Regions from separate parts of the Homo sapiens genome. Here region 1 is linked to region 2. A link is a loop called in an ENCODE intact Hi-C map of the cell type or tissue named here. Cell type or tissue: Caco-2. All regions are shown on one strand. Links, peaks and the distances in the headings refer to the core of each region. The heading gives the core; the rest is flanking DNA.

What was found. A loop is a pair of places that touch in the nucleus more often than their neighbours do. Peaks named below come from ENCODE experiments on the same cell type or tissue, not always from the same donor. Only the 100,000 strongest peaks of a DNase experiment are listed, where the experiment ranks them.
Region 1: it touches region 2 in a loop (2.2-fold over the local background); 1 of 110 quality-filtered maps calls a loop at or near these places.

What each region holds. Positions count from the first base shown.
Region 1 is chr13:39,683,109-39,687,108 of GRCh38, forward strand. All of the region lies in intron 8 of COG6 (component of oligomeric golgi complex 6), which reads left to right. Among named protein-coding and RNA genes, the nearest start is that of MIR4305, 21 kb to the left of the region's middle. In Caco-2, for the core only: CTCF peaks have their summits at 1,639 (motif pointing right) and 1,839; no DNase peak of the experiment used is centred there.
Region 2 is chr13:39,795,287-39,812,564 of GRCh38, forward strand. No RefSeq gene overlaps it. Among named protein-coding and RNA genes, the nearest start is that of MIR4305, 140 kb to the left of the region's middle. RefSeq lists an enhancer at 8,381-8,997. In Caco-2, for the core only: no CTCF peak of the experiment used is centred there; a DNase peak (open chromatin) is centred at 8,095.

The sequences.
Region 1 (4,000 bases), core at 1-4,000, 120 kb before region 2:
CCCAGTGTTACTTACTGAGTACTATGTGTTAAGCACCATTTTAAATTCTAGAAACACAACGTCAGTAAAGCACTGCCCTCAAACTGCTTTATTTTATGGAACCAGAGATAAACAAACGCATTTTAATTGAATACACTAATTGATAGTCTAGAAGTCATGTGCCAGATGCTGTGTGGCTCAAGTATTCTGGTGTAGGGGAAAGAGATGAGCATCAGTGAAAGTTTCCTAAGGAATTAGGTATAAAGTGAGTTCTGAAGGCTGAATAGGCATTTTCCTAGAAGTAAAGGAAGAACAGTTTGCAGGTTGAGGGAACAGTAATGCAAAGATATACATTGAGAGATAATGCACCTTTGGGAAATTAATTGTAAAAGCTTGCACTGGCTATTGAATTAGGAGCAACAGCTGGATCATAATAGCCCTGAATGTTGTGCATATACATAAGATAAGTTAATGTTTACCATTGATCAGCAGCTTAACAGTTTATTCCTGCTTTAAAATTTCTTTCCCAACTTTTTCACTTTAACATATTGACATTAATTATGAGTCTTTTAGCACTTAAAACATTTGGCGTTTGATTTTAACAGCTGTTGCATTGTCTACAGATTAATATTTATTCACAAGGTTAATCTTTTATGTATTAAAAAAAAAAAGCCTTTCTGTGTTTTGGGCACCTTTGTTTGTTTTCAACAGCTGACTTCTGCCATGCAAATAAATTTTCACTGAGTTATAGTTCTTTATCAAAACTTGGAAAGGAGCAATATTAAATGGCTATAAGGTGGGTTCTTGAGTCAAATTTCTTTGAGAAGTCCGTGTACCTTTATAAGCTTGTTTCCTTAGCTGTAAAATGAGGATAATAATAGTGCCTATTTTACAGGGTTGATGTGAAGATTAAGTTAGATTGTTCACTTAAGGCACTTAGTGTAATGCTTGGTACATCACTAAATTTTAGATATTATTTTTATTTTGAGAGGAGATGACTAGAAAGTTTTCAACTAAGGAGGGATGTATCTGAGGGCTACATGGCAATCTGGGAAAAAGCTTGAAAGATAAAGAATGGAACTATAATAGGCAAAGAAGGTTTATCTGTGAAGGGCATATGCTAAGAAGCAGGGGGCAGTAATGGCAATTTGGAAGATTTTTTTTTTTTTTTTTTTTTTTTTGAGACGGAGTCTAGCTGTCGCCCAGGCTGGAGTGCAGTGACGCAATCTCGGCTCACTGCAGGCTCCGCCCCCTGGGGTTCACGCCATTCTCCTGCCTCAGCCTCCCGAGTAGCTGGGACTACAGGCGCCCGCCACCTCGCCCGGCTAATTTTTTGTATTTTTTAGTAGAGACGGGGTTTCACCGTGTTAGCCAGGATGGTCTCGATCTCCTGACCTCGTGATCCACCCGCCTCGGCCTCCCAAAGTGCTGGGATTACAGGCGTGAGCCACCGCGCCTGGCCAATTTGGAAGATTTTAAGACACATTTAGAAGTTGAGTAGGAAAGTAAGTTTTTAAGACCAGATGATTAGAACAAGATGAATGCTAAAAAAGAGAAAATTGGCCTTTCATTAAGTAATTATTTTCAAAGTGGTAGTTTCCTTACATTTAGGGAAAACTTAATAATGTATCATGTTAACCACCAGATGGCACTATATGAACTTAATAAGTAATGTATAAAAGTTTCACTGTCCATTATTGTGTCTCAAATAATGTAAGTATTATATACAAGAAAAATGTCAATTATTGAAATCCGTGGGGAAAGTTGCCATACTCAGTGTTTCTTATGTGGTGTATAACTGGAATGCTAATGCATTATTGACTTTTAATAATAAATCATGTACAATTATAAATGAAGTGAAAAAATTTGATAATTTATTTTCTTTGGTAAGCCTTTAGAATATAAGTTATTTTAAAATGTAGTAATACATACAATGCTGATTTTTCTTCCTTCTTTATGTATTTGTTGTGTTTCAAAGAGGCACTTCTTTACTATTATCTTTTAATTTGCTTTTTGATAAAAATTTTTCTTCTTTTAATTTGCTTTTTGACCAGAATTTCTTTAACTGTAGCTAAACACAATTTTTAAAATGAGACTTTTAATTTTAACTTGAGGTATTTGAGAATATTTACATAATTTGAACATTCACTCTGAAAAAGCTCCATTTTGATTTTTGATTATTGTTGGAAGAATGTCTGATTTTGGTCAAAGACTTTTTCTTCTGTCTCTGGGAAGGATGTTTCATGTCTAAAGATATTGAAGGTTCACGTGGCTTATGCTGTTTTTGCTTTAAATTATATTTGTTCTATAGGAGGATTGACATTAATATTAATGTTTATTGATATTTTATAGTATTGAACAGATGAAATTCCAGTGTTTGCCAGGCTTGGTAATTTACCCCCTATTTAAAATACACTGGATTTTAAGATTCACTGGATTCTGTTACAGCTGTCGTCCCAGTGGACAGTCCTAGAAACAAATTATGCTGTTTATTTTTAATATAGTTAGTAGGGTCTTGGGAATGAGGATTAGCTATATATACTTAAAAAGTTAAACGTTTGTGAATTTTATGCTGTGATAAGCAGTCATAAGTTCATTATTTCAGAGAATCAGGTGATCATTTAAAAGAAGGCATTCTTCACACTAAATGGATTAATAATTTAAGAGCATGAGGGAAAAAATAGCAATGAGCATTTTGGTTCTAATTTGTTTAAAAAATAGTAAATGCAAGGCAATTATGCAATTTAGCAAAACTTAGCTGGATATTGCACTTCCCCTTTTCTGTAGTATGTCACCACAGGGAATCTCAAAACCATTTCTTTTTAATGGAAGACAAACCCACAAAGAACCATAGTCTGGTTAATAGTAAACAGTCCTCAAAAAAGGTTCATATTCCTAAATATTTATAGCTATTTGCCAGTTCTACAGACTTTCTCTTTGATTTGGAAATAAACCGTCTTTCACATGTTTACCAAAATGTGGATTTTTCATCCAATTAACAGCATATGAAAGAAAGCTATGTAGCCTAAGATATTAATTATTTTGGGTATCTTGGGAAGTTTTGGTAATTTTTGTTTATATATAGGTTATTGACATAATTCTTAAAATTTAGTATGGTAGAATACTGTTTAGAGATTTAAAAGTTAGTCTAGAATCTGCTGACATCAAGACTGCTAAAATATATTTTGTTTTTCTTTATACTTTTAAAATGGAAAGAACTTTCAATTGAGGGATGGATGTCAGGAATGGTGGTGATAATGGAAAACAAGGCTGAGTCAAGTCAAAGAAATGGGCACTCCAGAGAGCTCCAGGCCATTTTTATAAATTGAATCCCAAATTGTCCTATTCCCCAGTTAAAAGCTTTCCTTCCCTACCAGTTCCTTCACCTTAGAAAGCCTTTCCATGCCTTTTCAATTATAATAGGTGACTTCTTAATACATGTTTTTTAAAAAGGTATTTGCTTGTATATGTGTTTGGTCAGTAAATTTAAGGAACATCTGTTATGTCTAATATTGGAGTCAAAATAAGCTTTTAAAGATGGATAGCAATTTTTGGAGCAAATTTTGGTGATAGATTGTGATAGTATGTGTAAAGAAGACTTTTTTAATGTAGAAGAGAAAAATGTCAATTTTGGGATTGCAGAATTCTTTTATTTTTTCTGAGACAGGGTCTTGCTCTGTGGCTCAGGCTGGAGTATAGTGGAGCAGTCACTGCTAACTGCAGCCTGAACCTCACGGGCTCAAGTGATCCCCCTACCTCAGCCTTCCGAGTAGCTGGGACTATAGGCATGCACCACCATGCCTGGCTATTTTTTTTTTTTAATAATGAGAAAGGGTTTCATTATTTTGCCCAGGCTGGTCTCAAACTCCTGGGCTCCAGTGACCACCTTCCTCGGCCTCCTAAAGTGCTAGGATTGCAGGTGTGAACCACCGCACCCAGCCTTGGATTTGCAGAGTTCTAATTATAATCAGTTTTTGAGAACTGTTATGGCTTTACGTAAAACAGTAGAGCATCATGTTTT
Region 2 (17,278 bases), core at 5,624-9,623:
AGTATAGCCTGGCTGGTTTATTATGGTTTCAGGGGAGCTCCTTTCTCAGGATGTGAAAGATCTAGTGTTGGAGATCAACAAACCCTTTCAGAACCCATCAGCGGTAGACAAAAATCCTTGCTGCTAAACCTACTACTTTGGCTCCTTTTCTCCATCAAGGATTAAAGAAGCAAAAACAAAAACACGCTATTCAATCATACCCCAAGCTGTGTTAAGCCAATTTGTGCCAGGGGTGATAGTAAGAGTGGCAATTGCCTTCAGATTAATTTTATCTTCCTTCCAGGTCCATATCAAATGTTTGCAACCTACCTTCCATCCCAACATAACGTGTTTAATTCATAGTTTGTCTGGTTAGATTTTGCAGTGCTTAATGTCTCTATTAATAATGCTAATATTTGATGAATATTTACCATGTGCTTTCCATGCTTTTCCTCATTTAATCCTCACAACAACCCTATATAAGTTTGAACCATTACTATCCCAAGTTATAGTTAAAGAAATTGAAAGTGAGAGATGATAAGCTTATTGTGTAAGATCACACAGCTAGATAACAATAGTACCGAGACTCTGACCTGGTCCATCTGACCCCTAAGCAATGTTGACCCCATGTGCACACTTTCTTCTACTTTGGGCCTCTGTACTTTATATCCTGCTTCCTTAACCTAGTGGTGGTTTTTAATTCTGGCTGCAAATTAGAATCACCTCTTAGTTTTTTAAACAGTATTAATTTCCAGGGATATTAATTTAATTGATCTGAATGGAGATCAGATTGATATTTTTTTAAAAGTTCCCAGAGATAAGAACTACAGCTTTAATCATACATTTTTAATGGGAAAACTTGGATACCTTGATTTGTATATACTAGGTTCTCAAGAAAGGCATCTTTAAGTTAATTAAATGACCATAGATTGTTTTCTGATTAATTTAGTAGTGTTTGTGGTACAGCTATGTATATTGAAAGAACAATGTCTTGGCCAGGTGCAGTGGCTCACACCTGTAAACCCAGCATTTTGGGAGGCCCAGGCAGGTGAATCACTTGAGGCCAGGAGTTTGAGACCAGCCTGAGCAATATAGTGAGATACTATCTATAAAAAAAAAAAAAAAAAAAAAAAAAAAAAAAAAAAAAAAAAAAATTTTTTTTTTTTAATTAGCCGGGCGTGGTGGCACACACCTGTAGTCCCAGCTACTCAGGAGGTTCAGGCAGGAGAATCACTTGTGTTTAGGTGTTCTAGGCTACAGTGAGCTGCGATTGCACCTCTACACTGCAGCCTGGGTGATAGAATGAGATCTTATGTAGAAAGAAACAAAAAACAAAGAAAGAGAGACGGGGGCAGAGAGGGAGGGAGGGAGGGGGGCAGAGAGGAAGGGAAGGGAGGAAGGGAGAGAGGGAAGGATGGGAGGAAGGGAGGAAGGAAGGAAAATGTCTTAATCAGCCATTTCTTTCAAGGGATCAGGGAGGTCAAAAGAATTTTCATAATAGTAGTAAACACCATTTGCTTTTTCATTCTCAGTCTCTCATGAGTGTAGAGTAGTGTTTTCTTGAGGCTACAGGATATGGAATAACATGATGAGTCTGAAAAATAATACGATATGTGGTGATATACTCTTGTGTTCTAAAATTTTCTCAATTTTAATTTCAAATGTGGTAAGTACAGGTAGATATAAGCGCTCCACAGTAGTTTTTAAGATTGTAAAAGGGGTTCTGAAACCAAAAAGTTTGAGAACCACCATCTTAAGTGATGCCTTAGTGGCTCTGGTAAGTAAATAAACATTTAGAAATTATGAAAATTATACCTGCACTTACAGTAGGGCCTGAAATCATTGAAATCTTGCTGCTCATAGTGTAGTCTACCTGGCAGAAGCATCGGCCTACCTGGGGAGCCTGTTAGAAACACAGAATCTTGAGACGATCCCAGATTTTCTGAATCAAAACCTGCATTTTAACAAGAGCTGCATGTGCTTTATGTGCCCATCGTAATCTAACAAGCACTGACTTAAGAGAATTAGCCTTATCAATTTTATTTGTTATTTATTGCCCTACATCATTTTTATCACCTTAATGGAATACGAATCTTCTTGCTTGTTTTTACCCTTCCCACTTTGAGCGCTATCCTATTGTTTAATTTATCCATGTACAGAAGTTTATGATAAATATTAACATTTCAATTTACAGATGGAAAAACTGACAAAAAGCTGGAGAGGTGTGACTATCCCAAAGTCTGGTCAAATGCCAAACTGGGAAGAAAATACAGAGACATTAACTCATGCACTGATGCATCTTGCATTAAAAGATAGGAGATGAGTCCCAAACACACAACATGAAAACTCACCATCATGCAGGCAGGACCTCAGAATTTTTGAATTATAAGAGGCTTAAGGACATTTTCGAACATGAAATAGAGCCACTGGATGATAGCAGATATGAAGGCTTTCTCCTCTGTACTCACACAGGGCTCTGTGTTTTGGCCTACTGCAGCACCGATCATTTGGTATTAAATTACTGGTTTATATGTCAGTTGCCCAAGACAGACTCTGATTCTTAAGATCAATGACTGTGTCTTACTTTTATTTCACATTCAGCATTTACCCCAATACTGGGCACATAGAAAGTGCTCAGTAAATACTTCTTAATTTGCTCAGGCTGCCATAACAAAATACCATGGATTAGGCGGCTTAAACAACAGAAATTTACTTTCTCACATTCCTGGAGGCTAGAAATCTCAGCCCAAGGTACCAGCATGGCTCTGTTGCTGGCTTGTAGATGGCCACCTTATTGCCATGTCCTTACATGGCAGGTGAGGTGGTGGCCTTGGAGAGAGAGCAAGCTCTCATATTTCTTCTTAGAAGGGCATTAATTCCATCATGAAAGCCCCACCCTCATGATATTATCTAAACCTAATTGTCTCCCAAAAGTCCCATCTTCAAATACCATCACATTGGGAATTCAACATATGAATTTAGGAGAATATAAACATTCAGTTCATAACAAATACATATTCAACAAATGAAGAAAAGTAGTTAAAAAGAGAGTAGATTTCAATCAAACTAATAAAATGTAATTGGGAAACTATACAACTTTCTGGAAAGATTGTTGTTAAGCTAATCTATCACTTTGGTTTGAGCTCAAATAAGCTGGAGAGGTTCACCTGAATGTAGCCTCTTGGAGGTTTGTTTCCTTCTTGATTCCAATATTTAAATTTCAAAAATCAATGGTTTACCAAAATGGTTTTCCTAAGTGGTTTATTATATTTAGTAAACAGCCATGCTTTATTTGGGGTATAACTTATCCCAAGTATTTTTACTTTTACTTAGGAAATCTTTTTTTTGGAAATGGAGGTACATGGAAAACAGCAGAAGTAGTAATGAAAAGAGTATAGAAGAAAGAAATAATATGTAAGGTTTTTGTTTGTTTGTGGGATTTTTGTGTTTTTTTTCCTGAAACAGAGTCTCACTCTGTGACCCAGACTGGAGTGCAGTGGCGTAATCTCGGCTTCCTGCAACCTCCGCCTCCCAGGCTCAAGTAATCCTCCCACCTCAGCCTCCCTAGAGGCTGGAAACACAGGCATGTGCCACCACGCCCAACTAATTTATTTTATTTTATTATTATTATAGTTTAAGTTTTAGGGTACATGTGCACAACGTGCAGGTTTGTTACATATGTATACATGTGCCATGTTGGTGTGCTGCACCCATTAACTTGTCATTTAGCATTAGGTATATCTCCTAATGCTATCCCTCCCCACTCCCCCCACCCCACAACAGTCCCCGGTGTGTGATGTTCCCCTTCCTGTGTCCATGTGCTCTCATTGTTCAATTCCCACCTATGAGTGAGAACATGCAGTGTTTGTTTTTTTGTCCTTGCGATAGTTTGCTGAGAATGATGGTTTCCAGCTTCATCCATGTCCCTACAAAGGACATGAACTCATCATTTTTTATGGCTGCATAGTATTCCATGGTGTATATTTGCCACATTTGCTTAATCCAGTCTATCATTGCTGGACATTTGGGTTGGTTCCAAGTCTTTGCTATTGTGAACAGTGCCACAATAAACATACGTGTGCATGTGTCTTTATAGCAGCATGATTTATAATTAAACTAAAGAGCTTCTGCACAGCAAAAGAAACTACCATCAGAGTGAACAGGCAACCTACAGAATGGGAAAAAATTTTTGCAACCTACTCATCTGACAAAGGGCTAATATCCAGAATCTACAATGAACTCAAACAAATTTACAAGAAAAAAACAAACTCATCAAAAAGTGGGCGAAGGATATGAACAGACATTTCTCAAAAGAAGACATTTATGCAGCCAAAAAACATGAAAAAATGCTCATCATCACTGGCCTTCAGAGAAATGCAAATCAAAACCACGGTGAGATACCATCTCACACCAGTTAGAATGGCGATCATTAAAAAGTCAGGAAACAACAGGTGCTGGAGAGGATGTGGAGAAATAGGAACACTTTTACACTGTTGGTGGGACTGTAAACTAGTTCAGCCATTGTGGAAGTCAGTGTGGCGATTCCTCAGGGATCTGGAACATAAATCATCCAACTAACTTCTTAAATTTTTTTTTTTTTTTTTTTTGAGATGGAGTTTTGCTCTTGTTTCCCAGGCTGGAGTGCAATGGTGTGATCTCGGCTCACTGCAACCTCCACTTCCTAGGTTCAAGTGATTCTCCTGCCTCAGCCTCCCAAGTAGCTGGGATTACAGGCACCTGCCACCATGCAGGGCTAATTTTTTGTATTTTTAGTAGAGAGAGGGTTTCATCATGTTGGCCAGGCTGGTCTTGAACTCTTGGCCTCAAGCAATCCACCCGCCTCGGCCTCCCAAACTGCTGCGATTACAGGCATGAGCCACCACGCCTGGCCCTAATTTTTTAATTTTTTCAGTGGAGATAGGGTTTCACCATGTTGCCCAGGATGGTCTTGAACTGCTGTCAAGTTATTCCCCCACCCCGCCTTGGCCTCCCAAAGTGCTAGGATTACAGGCATGAGCCACTGGGCCCAACGGAAGTACATGTTTTATATTACCTCTGCTTTTCACACTTTTAGAGTTCATCAATAGCTCCTAAATTGTACTCACATTTTTTCTGCTTATTCATATTCCATTTCAACACTTATGAAATAAACTATTGTTATGAGGGTTAGCTAACATTTCATAAATTTTCCCCAAATGTTCCTTTTGGTTCTTTTCATAAATTTATTCTTTATTATTTTTCTTTTATCTATGCATTGCTTTTTTATACAACTACCCAAATATTTTATTTTCTTTGCTAATTATAGGGGCTAAAACAAACTTGTTAAGTTAGATTGAATTGAATGAAATAGATATACACATACTAATACAGTATTTTTTTCCTCACAAAACCAGTTGAATTAACTGGGCTGTCTTCGGGTTCTAGTTGATTCTTTCTTGACAGAGGAATTAAATGGAATGAAGCCACACATATAACTGTACCTTCTCATGTGCTATTCACCCATCATCAATTTTCTTTCGAAATGTTTTATTAACAATGACATCAGCAGGTTAGTGGATGAGGAAGCTTCAGGCCCTTGTTCCCCCATAGAAACACCAAATAAACCGCTAGGGTGACAAAAATAACTTTATAGGAACTCTGAAAACAAGTCAAAGATCTACAGCAACCAAACAAAAGCTCAACCAAGAGAAATCTACCTTCAACATGGTGGGACATTTCATAGCATTTTTACTTACCTTGTCTCACCTTCCCAGCATGGTGAAATCTGGAGGAAGTAGCCTAATTCCTGGTTTTCCCTTTGGGATGGAAAGAGCAGGGTAGAATTGTTTGCAACATTCTGACCTTTCTGTGGGTCACCTGAGGGTCTGGTCTTGCCTTGCCTGACTCAGAGCTCAGATAGGGGACACTGGCATATTTTGGATCTCAGGCTAGAAGCTGTAGAAGGCAGTGGCGGGTGTGTACATGAAAACTGCAAAGGGAATGCAGATCCATGGGCACTTGGGGGCAAGACAGTATGCACAGAGCATTACAATAGGACATCTAAGGCCATAGGAAGCTAGGATGAGACTCTGGGGAATCAAGACTTTTCAATGCAGCCAGAGATAATTAGGGTGGGTGGTGGGGGAAACACACACATAGACCAAGTCAGGACACATGTTCAGAAAAGACCTGAGAAGACTTTAAACCATAACCCCAGTCTGATATTGAGGCTCAGGGGCTCGTAAATTACTGAAGGTTTTCCATGCCAGTTTGCAAGATTGGAGAAGGTGGCTGTTTTTTTAAATACCCAACTTAAATCACAAGGGATGCAAGGAAACAGAAAAACGTAACCCATTCAAAAGGACACAATACAACTGCAGAAACAATCCCTGCAGTAACACACATCTCAAACTTACTTTAAAACAACTCTCTTAAGTATGCTCAAAGAGCTAAAGGAAATTAGAAAAACAATGTAGGAATAAAATAAAAACTTCCACAGACAGAAATTAGTAACAACAATAAGGAAATTCTGGAAGTAAAACACGTAAGAACTGAATTGAAAAACTCACTAGAGAGGTTCAACAGCTGACTCAAACAAACAGAAGGAATCAGCAAACATGAAGTCAAATCTTTTGAAATTATCAAGTCTGAGGAGCAAAAAGAATGAAGACAAGTGAATAGGGCCTATGAGACTTATGAGACACCATCAAACAGACCAACACAGGATTGTAAAAATTGCGGAAGGAGAAGAAAGAGAGGGAAAGGGGGAGATAGATTATTTGAGGAAATAATGGCTGAAAGCGTCCCAAATTAGGAGAAAGGCATGGCTATGTTATCCAAGAAGCTCAATGAACGCTAAGTGGGATAAACCCAAAGAGACCCACAATGAGACACACTATAATCAAATTGTCAAAAGCAAATGACAGAGAAGTTTGAAAGCAGCAAGAGAAAAGTGATGTTCACCATGTACAAGGAAGCCTCAGTAAGATTATCAGTCGATTTCTTAGCAGAAACCTTAAAGGCCAGAAGGAATAACATTATATATTTAAACTGCTGGAGTGAAAAAAAATCAACGAAGGATTTTGTGTAGGGCAAAACTGTCTTTCAAAAATGAAGGAAGGCCAGGCAAGGTGGCTCACACCTGTAATCCAAGCACTTTGGGAGGCCCAGGCAGGTGGATAACTTGAGGTCAGGAGTTTGAGACCAGCCTGGCATACATGGTGAAACCCTGTCTCTACTAAAATTACAAAAAAAATTAGCCAGGTGTGGCGGCCACACCCGTAGTCCCAGCTACTTGGGAGGCTGAGGCACGAGACTCACTTGAACCCAGGGAGAGGAGGTTGCAGTGAGCCAAGATCATGCCACTGCACTCTAGCCTGGGTGACACAGAGAGAATCTGTCTCAGAAAAAAAAAAAAAGAAGGAAGAATTAATATATTCCCAAACAAAAGCTGAACGCATTCATTACCATAGACTTGTCCAACCAGAAATGCCAAAAATGGGTTATTTAAGTTGAAATGAAAAAACACTAGACAGAAACTTAAAGCCATACAAAAATATGACATTCTTCAGTAAAAGTAAATACATGGATAAATAGAAAACAACAGTATTATTGTAATTTTTGTTTATAACTAATTTTTTTATTTTATACAGAATTTAAGAGATAAGTATGTAATAAATAATTATAAATCTATGTTAATGAGCATAACATAGTATTATAAAGATATGATTTGTGACATTAGTCACATGAAGTGGGGGCATAGCCTCTGAGTACTGTTTTTGTATTTGATTAAAATTTCATTAGTTGGGAATCTCCAGAGAAACAGAACCAAAGGGAAATTAAAGACAGATAGATAGAGACAGAAAGAGAGAGAGAGAGAGAGACAGAGGGTAAATATAAAAGGAGATTTATTATCAGAAGTTGGCACCCATGATTATGAAGGCTGAGAACTGCAGACCTGCTGTCTGCAAGTTGGAAACTCAGGAAACCTTGTAGTGTAATTCCAGCCCAAGTCCAAAGGCCTAAAAATCAGGGGAGCTGATGGTGTAAATCCTAAACCAATGGCAGGAGACTGACATTGTCAGAAGATGTACAAACAAGAGTGACTGTATCTTGAGCAAGGGCTGTGTAAAATGAGGCTGAGACCTGCTGGACCGCATTCCCAGACAGTTAAGGCATTCTTAGTTACAGGATGAGATAAAAGGTCAGCATGAGATGCAGGTCAGACGGACCTTGCTGATAAAACAGATTGCAGTAAAGAAGCTGGCCAAAACCCACCAAAACCAAGATGGAGACAGGAGTAACCTCTGGTTGTCCTGGCTACTACACTCCCACCAGCGCCATGACAGTTTACAAATGCCATGGCAGCATCAGGAAGTTACCCTATATGGTCTAAAAAGGGGAGGCATAAATAATCCACTCCTTGTTTCGCATATAACCAAGAAATAACCATAAAAATGGGCAACTAGCAGCCCTTGGGGCTGCTCTGTCTATGGAGTAGTCATTCTTTCATTCCTTTACTTTCCTAATAAACTTGCTTTCACTTTATGAACTTGCCCTGAATTCTTTATTGTGCGAGATCCAAGAACACTCTCTTGGGGTCTGGATTGGGACCCCTTTCTGGTAACAATGTCTCAGCTCAAGCAGGCAGACAAGAAAAAGGAGCAAATTGATCCTTCCTTCACCTTTTGTTCTATTCAGATCTTCAGTGGATTGGATGAGGCCCACCCACACTGGGAAGGCCATCTACTTTACTGAGTCCACTGATTCAAATGCTAATCTCACCCAGAAACACCCTCACAGACACACCCAGAAATAAGGTTTAATCTGGGCACTCAACAGTGCAGTCTAGTTGGCACAGCCTTGCATTCCAGGAATAAATCCCACTTGTTCATGGTGTATAATCCTTTTTATATGCCGTTGAATTCAGTTTGCTAGTATTTTATTGAGAATTTTTGCATGAATATTCATCAGGGATATTGGTCTGTAGTTCTCCTTCCTGGTAGTGCCTTTGTCTGGTTTTGGTTTCATGGTAATGCTGGACTCATAGAATGAATTAGGAAGTGTACCCTCCTCTTTAATTTTTTGAAAGAGTTTGAGAAGGATTGGTATAAACTATTCTCTAAATGTTTGGTAGAATTTGCCAGTGAAGCCATCTGCTCCTGAGTTTTCATTGTTTAGAGGTTTTTGATTACTGATGCAATCACCTTTTAGTTTAGGTCTATTCAGATTTTTCATTTCTTTATGATTCAGTCTTGGTAGGTTCTGTGTTTCTAGGAATTTGTTCATTTCACTAGGTTATCTAATTTGCTGACATATAATTGTTACTTCCTTATAATTTTTTTATTTTTGTAAAATCAGTCATAATGTCCCCTCTTTCATTTCTGATTTTAGTTATTTGAGACTTCTCTCCTTTTTTCTTAGTCATTCTAGCTAAAGGTCTATCAATTGTGACCTTTCATTCAGCATATGAAAATCAGTCAATGTAACACACCATATTAATAGAATGAAAAACAACAGCATATGATCCTCTCGATGCATAAGAAGCATGTGACAAAATTCAATATTCTTTCATGATAAAAACACTCAGGAAGTGAAGAATAGAAGAAAACTACCTCAATATAATAAACGCTATATGTGAAAAACTCACAGCTAACATCATACTCAATTGTGAAAGACTGAAAGCTTTTCCTCCAAGATCAGGAACAAGGCAAGCATGCCTGCGTTCACCACTTTCATCACTTTCAATATAGTCCTGAATGTCCTAGCCAGAACAATTAGGCAATAAAAGGAAATTAAAAATTCATTTTCACTTTGGAAGGAAGAAGTAAAAGTAGCTCTGTTCACAGAACATATGATCTCACATGTCACACACACACACACACACGCAATGATTATAGCTGATACATTCAGCAAAGTTGTAGGATACAAAATCAACACACAAAAATAAGTTGCATTTTTATGCGCTAACAATGAATAATCCAAATAGGAAATTTAAAAACAATTCTATTTATTATAGCATCAAAAGAATAAAATGCTGGAATAAACTTAACCGCGGAGGTGAAAGACTGGTGTCGCAGGAAAAGGGTCCTAATCCAGAGCCCAAGAGAGGCTTCTTGGATCTCACAAAAGAAAGAATTCAGGGTGAGTCCATAGAGTAAAGTGAAAACAAGGTTATTAAGAAAGTAAAGGAATTTAAAAAACGGCTACTCCATAGACAGAGCAGCCCATTTTTATGGTTATTTCTTGATTATATGCTAAACAAGGGGGTGGATTATTCATGCCTCCCCTTTCTAGACCACAGAGGGTAACTTCCTGATGTTGCCATGGCATTTGTAAACCGTCATGGCTCTGGTGGGAGTGTAATAGTGAGGACAATCACAGGTCACTCTCATTGCCATCTTTGTTTTGGTGGGCTTTGGCCAGCTCCTTTACTGCAAACTGTTGTATCAGCAAGGTCTCTATGACCTGTATCTTGTGCTGACCTTTAATCTCATCCTGTTAGTTAGAATGCCTTAACCATCTGGAAATGCAGTATGTCTCAGCCTCATTTTACCCAGCTCCTATTCAACATGGAGTTGCTCTGGTTCACATGCCTCTGAGAAAAGGACATTATCAACAGAGTGAAAAAGTAACCCACAGAATGGGAGAAAATATTAGCAAATTTTGTATCTGATAAGGGATTATTATCCAGAATATGTAAGGAATTCATACAACTCAACAACAACAAAACAAACAACCCAATTGAAAAATGGGCATAGGACCTGACCTGGATAGACATCTCTCCAAATAAGATATACAAATGGCCAATAAGCATATGAAAAAATGCTCAATATCATGAATCATTAGGGAAACGCAAATGAAAAGTACAATAAGATGCCACTTCACACCCATTAGGTTGCTTATTATCAAGAAAACAGAAAATAAGAAGTGTTGGCAAGCATGTGGAGAAATTGGAACCCTTGTATATTGCTGGTGGGAATGTAAAATGGTGGAGCTGTTGTAGATAATAGCATGGTGATTTCTCAAAAAATTAAACATGGAATTACCATATGACCCAGCAATTCTACTTCTAGTGTATACCCAAAAGAATTGAAATTGGGGACTGGAACAGATACTTCTACACCGATGTTCACTGCAGCATTATTCACAATAGCTAAAAGCTGGAAACAACCCAAATGTCCATCAATGGATGAATGGATAAGCAAAATGTGGTATCTACATACAATGAAATATTAGCCTAAAAAAAGAAACATGGATGAACTTCAAGAACATTATGCTAAGTGAAATAAGCCAGTCATAAAAAGACAAATATCATATGATTATACCTCTGATATCTGGTACCTAAAGTATTCAAAATTATCAAGACAGAAAGTAGAATAGTGGTTGCCCTGGGCTGGGAGGAGGTGGAATGAAAAGTTAGTCTTTAACAGACAGAAAGTTTCAGTTGGAGGAGATGGAAAAGTTCTGGCAATGGCATTAATGGTTGCCTAACAATATGAAAGTACTTAATGCCACTAAACTGTACACTTAAAAATAGTTAAAATGGTACATTTTATGCTATACACTTAACCACAATAAAAAGATAGTAATACCAGAAAAAATCACATAAAAAAGTCAGATGGCCCATTAATTTTCTTTTTTTCCTGGAAATCTCCCTGGGGCCCACCTTCTCTCTCTCTAATCTGGATGCACTCATCTCCAGCAACCCAGTGGCCATCCAGGACCCTCCCTTCCCAGCTCCATTGTTGGAGCCACAGCTTCCTTAATTTATTGCTTGATTTATTCCCTGGTTTTGGTGGATAATACTCTCTATAAAAGGGTGTGTGACATGTTTATAGCAGCACAATTTGCAATTGCAAATATGCCACTGCACTTTTGTGCATTTATGGAACTACCCCAAATGCCCATCAATGACCGAGTGGATAAAGAAACTGTGGTGTGTGTGTGTGTGTGTGTGTGTGTGTGTGTGTGTGTGTGTGTGTGTGTGTATGATGGAATACTACTCAGTCGTAAAAAGGAATGAATTAATGGCATTCACAGCAACCTGGATGGGACTGGAGACTATTATTCTAAGTAACTCAGCAATGGAAAACCAAACATTGTGTTTTCTTACTCGTAAGTGGGAGCTAAGCTATGAGGATGCAAAGGCATAAAAATGACACAATGGACTTTGGGGACTCAGGAGGAAAAGGTTGGAAGAGGGTGAGGGATAAAAGAATATTAATTGGGTTCACTGTATACTGCTCAGGTGCAGCAAAATCTCACAAATCACCACTAAAGAACTTACTCATGTAACCAAATACCACCTGTTCCCCAAAAATCTGCGGAAATAAAAAATTTTAAAAAAAGAAAGGGCTTGTGAGTATTAAATCTGAGTCCCTGCATGTCCACAATGTCTTTATTTTGCCCTTAGTCAAATTGCAGTTCAGTTTTCCTCAGAACACTTAAGGCATTTCTCCATTGACTTCTAGCACCCAAGTGAATGTTTTCCACCTTCCTATCACGCTTTTGTTAGTGTACTTCCACCCCTACAGATGATTCCTATCTTTTAAGATTTATTTACTCTGATTTCTAATTTGAAGACTGTCTTTCTGTACATGTGTTTGTAAAGTTAGGAAAACAATTGGTGAGTATCAGTCACTGATATTTTCTCTCCATGTTTACCTATTGTGTTTGCTATTTTGCTCCTTGCTGTGCCCAGGAAGTTGTTAGAATTTCAGAGCTATGTAAGCTGACTGTATAAAAAGGGACTTCATAAATTGTCCATAGTCATACATCTTCCTTGATTTTGTGTTTCATTCCAAAATAGTTTTGGGGCTGGAAATGCTACTTATTTTCTTTAAAAATAAAAAAAGTGCATCCCCAGGTGAAGAAAACATCAACTTAGTAAAAACTCCAATTTGTTTAAAAACTTAATTTGTAAACTATTATGTGTTACCTTCATCTTTTCTTTTCTTTCCTTTCTTGCTTTCCTTCCTTCCTTCCTCTTTCCTTTCCTTCCCCTTTCCTTTCCTTCCCCTTTTCCCTTTCCTTCCCTTCCCTTCCCTCTTTCCAGAGTCTTTATCACTAGGCTGGAAGTGCAGTGGTGTGATCCCAGGATTACCTGGGCTCAGGTAATCCTGCCGCAGCCTCCCACATACCTGAGACTACAGGCACATGCCACCATGCTCAGCTAATTTTTGTGTGTTTTGTAGTGATGGGGTTTTACCACGTTGCCCAGGCTGGTTTCGAACTCCTGGGCTCAAGTGATCCTCCCACCTTGTCCTCCCAAAGTGCTGGGATACAGGTGTGAGCCACTGTGCCTGGCCCACCTTCATATTTTCATTTTAGATTGTTTTTACCACCTGAAAACCAGTCATTGCACAGACTAGATCCTGCCATCTCCTAAGGTGTAACACTGAGGGTTAAGAAAACATATTTCATATTTCATTTCGCTTTTCTTTTGTTTTCTGTTTTGTTTTATTTTGTGGCTTTGTGTTCCCAAGAGTTTTCAGTTTTTAAATGAATATTTAAGACCCATATCTATATTTGGATGCATGCATAATCAACATCACCTTCAGTTAAACCTTCTGCATTTTGCAACAAATGGCAGAAACTGACCTTGATATTTTCCAAGAGGACAAATTCATAAATATGAAAACAGAAAAGAAAATCCTGCATCAAGATAGCAAATGACTCAGTGCAGCTTCTGTGGTGAAATGAAGACAATTCACAAGGCTGGCATATTTATAAAATGTACAATAAATTATATAATACCACAAATAAGCAAGATAATATGAACCCGAGCCTTTCTCTTGATGCTGAGAGTTTTTATATATCTAACTCATGTGCTTCACTTTCAGTGGGTTTTGTCCAAGCATTCTGGAGAAATCCCCAGGGTAAATCTATCATTTAAAATCCTACTTCTAGCTGGGTGCAGTGGCTCATGCCTGTAATCCCAGCACTTTGGGAGGCCAAGGTGGGTGGATTACTTGACGTCAGGAGTTCGAGACCAGCCTGGCAAACATGACGAAACCCCATCTCTACTAAAAATGCAAAAAAAAAAAAAAAAAAAAAAAATTAGCCAGGTGTGGTGGCGCACGCCTGTAATCTCAGCTACTCAGGAGGCTGAGGCAGGAGAATTGCTTGAACCTGGGAGGCAGAGGTTGCAGTGAGCCAAAATCGCCCCACTGCACTCAGTCTGGGCGACAGAGCGAGACTCTGTCTCAAAAAATAAATAAATAAAATCCTACTTCTGCTTGGTTACAGATGGTTTGTTTGAAAAGAAATAAAACTAGCTGTTGTGGGTTTTTTTTCATGTAAATATGGAGTTTTTAGAAAACACTGATAAAGGAAATCTATAAATAACTTTTCAAAACTGGCCAATACTCAGCTTTCCTGAGTGAATAAACCTTTCCAGCAATGCAGCTAGCTGTGAGACCAATAGGTTAATATGAAGTTCACAGCACTTTATTTTTTTTCTAATTTATCCTTTGATAAATACAGAAAGGCTACATGGTAAGGCAGAGGAAGAATAGGAAATGACACAAAGTACTAGATAGCACATAAACAGAGTCAGAGGCATGGTGTCCACGCAGGCTGGATTTTCTCCAGGTGGATGCACTTCCAAACTCAGGGCCTTTCTCAGCAACAGGCGACTCCTCATTCTCAGCCTTTTCTCCCTTCCTTGCAGCCCCCTCAGCAGATTCACCTGTTTGTTGCTGCCTCCACCACTCTCTCTATCCCAGGATATTCACGCCCTCCTCCTTCTTCCTCTTCGAGCCTTAGTGGAAGGAGAGTGGACCCAATATGTCAGCTGCCCTGTTATTTGCTGTTCTTGAAGACGGGTCCTGTTAAAATGGGCTGAGCGCATAAAGGGCAGAGGCACGTGAAGAATCACAGCATGTGGTGGGGTGCCTTCCATGCAGTAAGCACAACACCAGGGCTGTTCACTGTCACACACAGTCTGAATGACTGTCCATTACTATCTGGGGCAATGCTCACATCCTTCTTACCACACCATATGCCTCTGGCCCTTCTGAATGACTATCCATTACGATCTGAGGCAATTCCATCTCTCAGTGACGTTAGAGAATTCTCCCCATGTCACCCCGATGCCCACGTCCTTCTTACCACACCATATGCCTCTGGCCCTTATGAATGACTGTCCATTTACTATCTGAGGCATTACTATCTCCCGATGACGTTAGGGAATTCTCCCCCTGTCACTTTAATGCCCACATTCTTCTTACCACACCATATCCCTCTGGCCCAAGTTACAGAGCCTAACAAAGTTCTAAGGTTAGCAGTTTCTGGCTCCCAACTGGAAGCCCTCTGAGTCCTCTATCACCTGCACTTTGATTTCCTGTCTTACACAGCACGCCTCTGCTGCCCCAAGGCTACCACTGAGGAAGGGAATGTATGTCTCTTGTTCCCAGAGAAGTTGCAGACAACATCCTCTAGGGAGCACCCATGGCCTCTCCAGTCCTGGCTGGTGCCAGGAGAAGAGTGGACAGCATTTTCCTTCCACCACACTTAGGTGTGTGTCTCCCGTGCTACTCCCACCTCCCACCTCCCCCCCCAACACCAAACCCCAGTAGCAGATGACTTTGGGGCTTGTCAAGTCATTGAGTAAGAGCACTCAAAATTGGATTGGACATGCCATTTTTGTTGAAATGGAAATGCTGATTTTGTGAAATGAAGCTTGACTGGCAAAGAACGTTTTCACAATAGCTATGAAGCCTCAGGAGGCATGTATTCATATCCTTCCAATAATCTTCAAGTGCTGGACATAACCTGGTAATGTTTGTAGGGCAGAACTCATTATGCCATCGTGAGGCGCCGCTCTAAACCAGTCTGAGTCCGATGAGTCTGGTGGACTGCCAGAGAAGCCTCCTGCCCACCACCCTGCAGTGAATTTGCTTGAGTGCAGTGAGTGAAAGTGGAAAGAATTATGTCACAACAATTCAGGGGTAGAGGGAAGTGCCTGTATCCTGACTTCTGTGTTCACACTTGGGAGAGAGGCAGTTCCCCATTTCAGCAATGACACCACAAGGCTGTGTGGTGGCCTCAGCCTTTGAGTACTGCAGAGAACGTGGCCCCAGTGTGCCAGCTGAACTCATCAGGACAGAGGCAGGAAAGATGATGTGTCAGTCAGCTGCAGCTGTTATAACAGAAATACCATAGACTGGGTAGCTTAAATGGCAGATTTTGTTTCTCACCGTTCTGGACTCTGGGAAGCCCAAGATCAAGGTGCCAGCCAATTTGGTTCCTGGTGAGGGCTCTCTTCTTTGGTATGTCCTCACAAGGCAGTGAGAAAGAGAGAGAGAGAATGAGAGAGAGAGAGAGAGGAAGCAAACTAGCAAGCTCTCTTATGTCTCTTATAAGGGCACTAATCCCATCATGAGGGCTCCACTCCCATAATGTAATGTATTCCCAAAGGTCCCACCTCCAAATATATACATTTGCATATAAAAATATCACATTGGGAATTAAGGTTTCAATATATGAATTTGGGGGGGCACAAAGGTTCAGTACGCAGCAGGTGGAGTGGCATTGGAGGGCTCCTGCAGGGCCTGGCCGAGGCAGTGATGAGTGGTACTGGTGACAGCAGTGGCCCTAGAGGCACAGTGGGAAACTGCACACCAGTGGGTACCAGAGGTGGAGGTGGAGAGCTTCATGCGGTTTTAGGGAACTGACGCCTGGACATAGATGGTCCTAATGGAGGCTCAGATGGGAGAGGAAATATAACTGCGGGGAGTCACACAGGGGAGCCAAAAGGAATGTCAGTGAGAATGAGAGAACCCCAGGGATTCCCATTTATAATTAAAGGAGATGGGGAGGTTCCTACAACCACACAGGGGTTAACATAAAGCAGCAAAATCAAGATGATATTAATATTAATATGACACCACTGTGAATCTCTGAAAAACATGGTTTATAGCTGTAAGAAAGAAATGTTGACCTAATTTATCTCCACCATCATTTAACTGGGAGAAATAAGAAATTATTCCTGTTACTTGTATGAGTCTGTGTTTGTGGCAGAAAGGGTCCAGGTGACCTCCTGGGGATCTGATTCCAATCTGAGTGAGTATTTGAGTTTGAGCCATTCAGACACGTGTGAAACTTATCCTTTTGGATTTCCTGATGCTTTCCCATTGGCAAACACTAGCTCAAGTCACCAAAAATATCATACAACAATTGCACATTTCCCATCCCCTTGCTGTTTGCTTTCTGTGCCTCCTAGGACTTTGCTGAGCAGCCACGCTGCACAACTGCCTGTTCCAGCCCCACATCTGGGCATCTTGTGGAACCTCTGTTTGTCGTAGGGGTCTCTCCT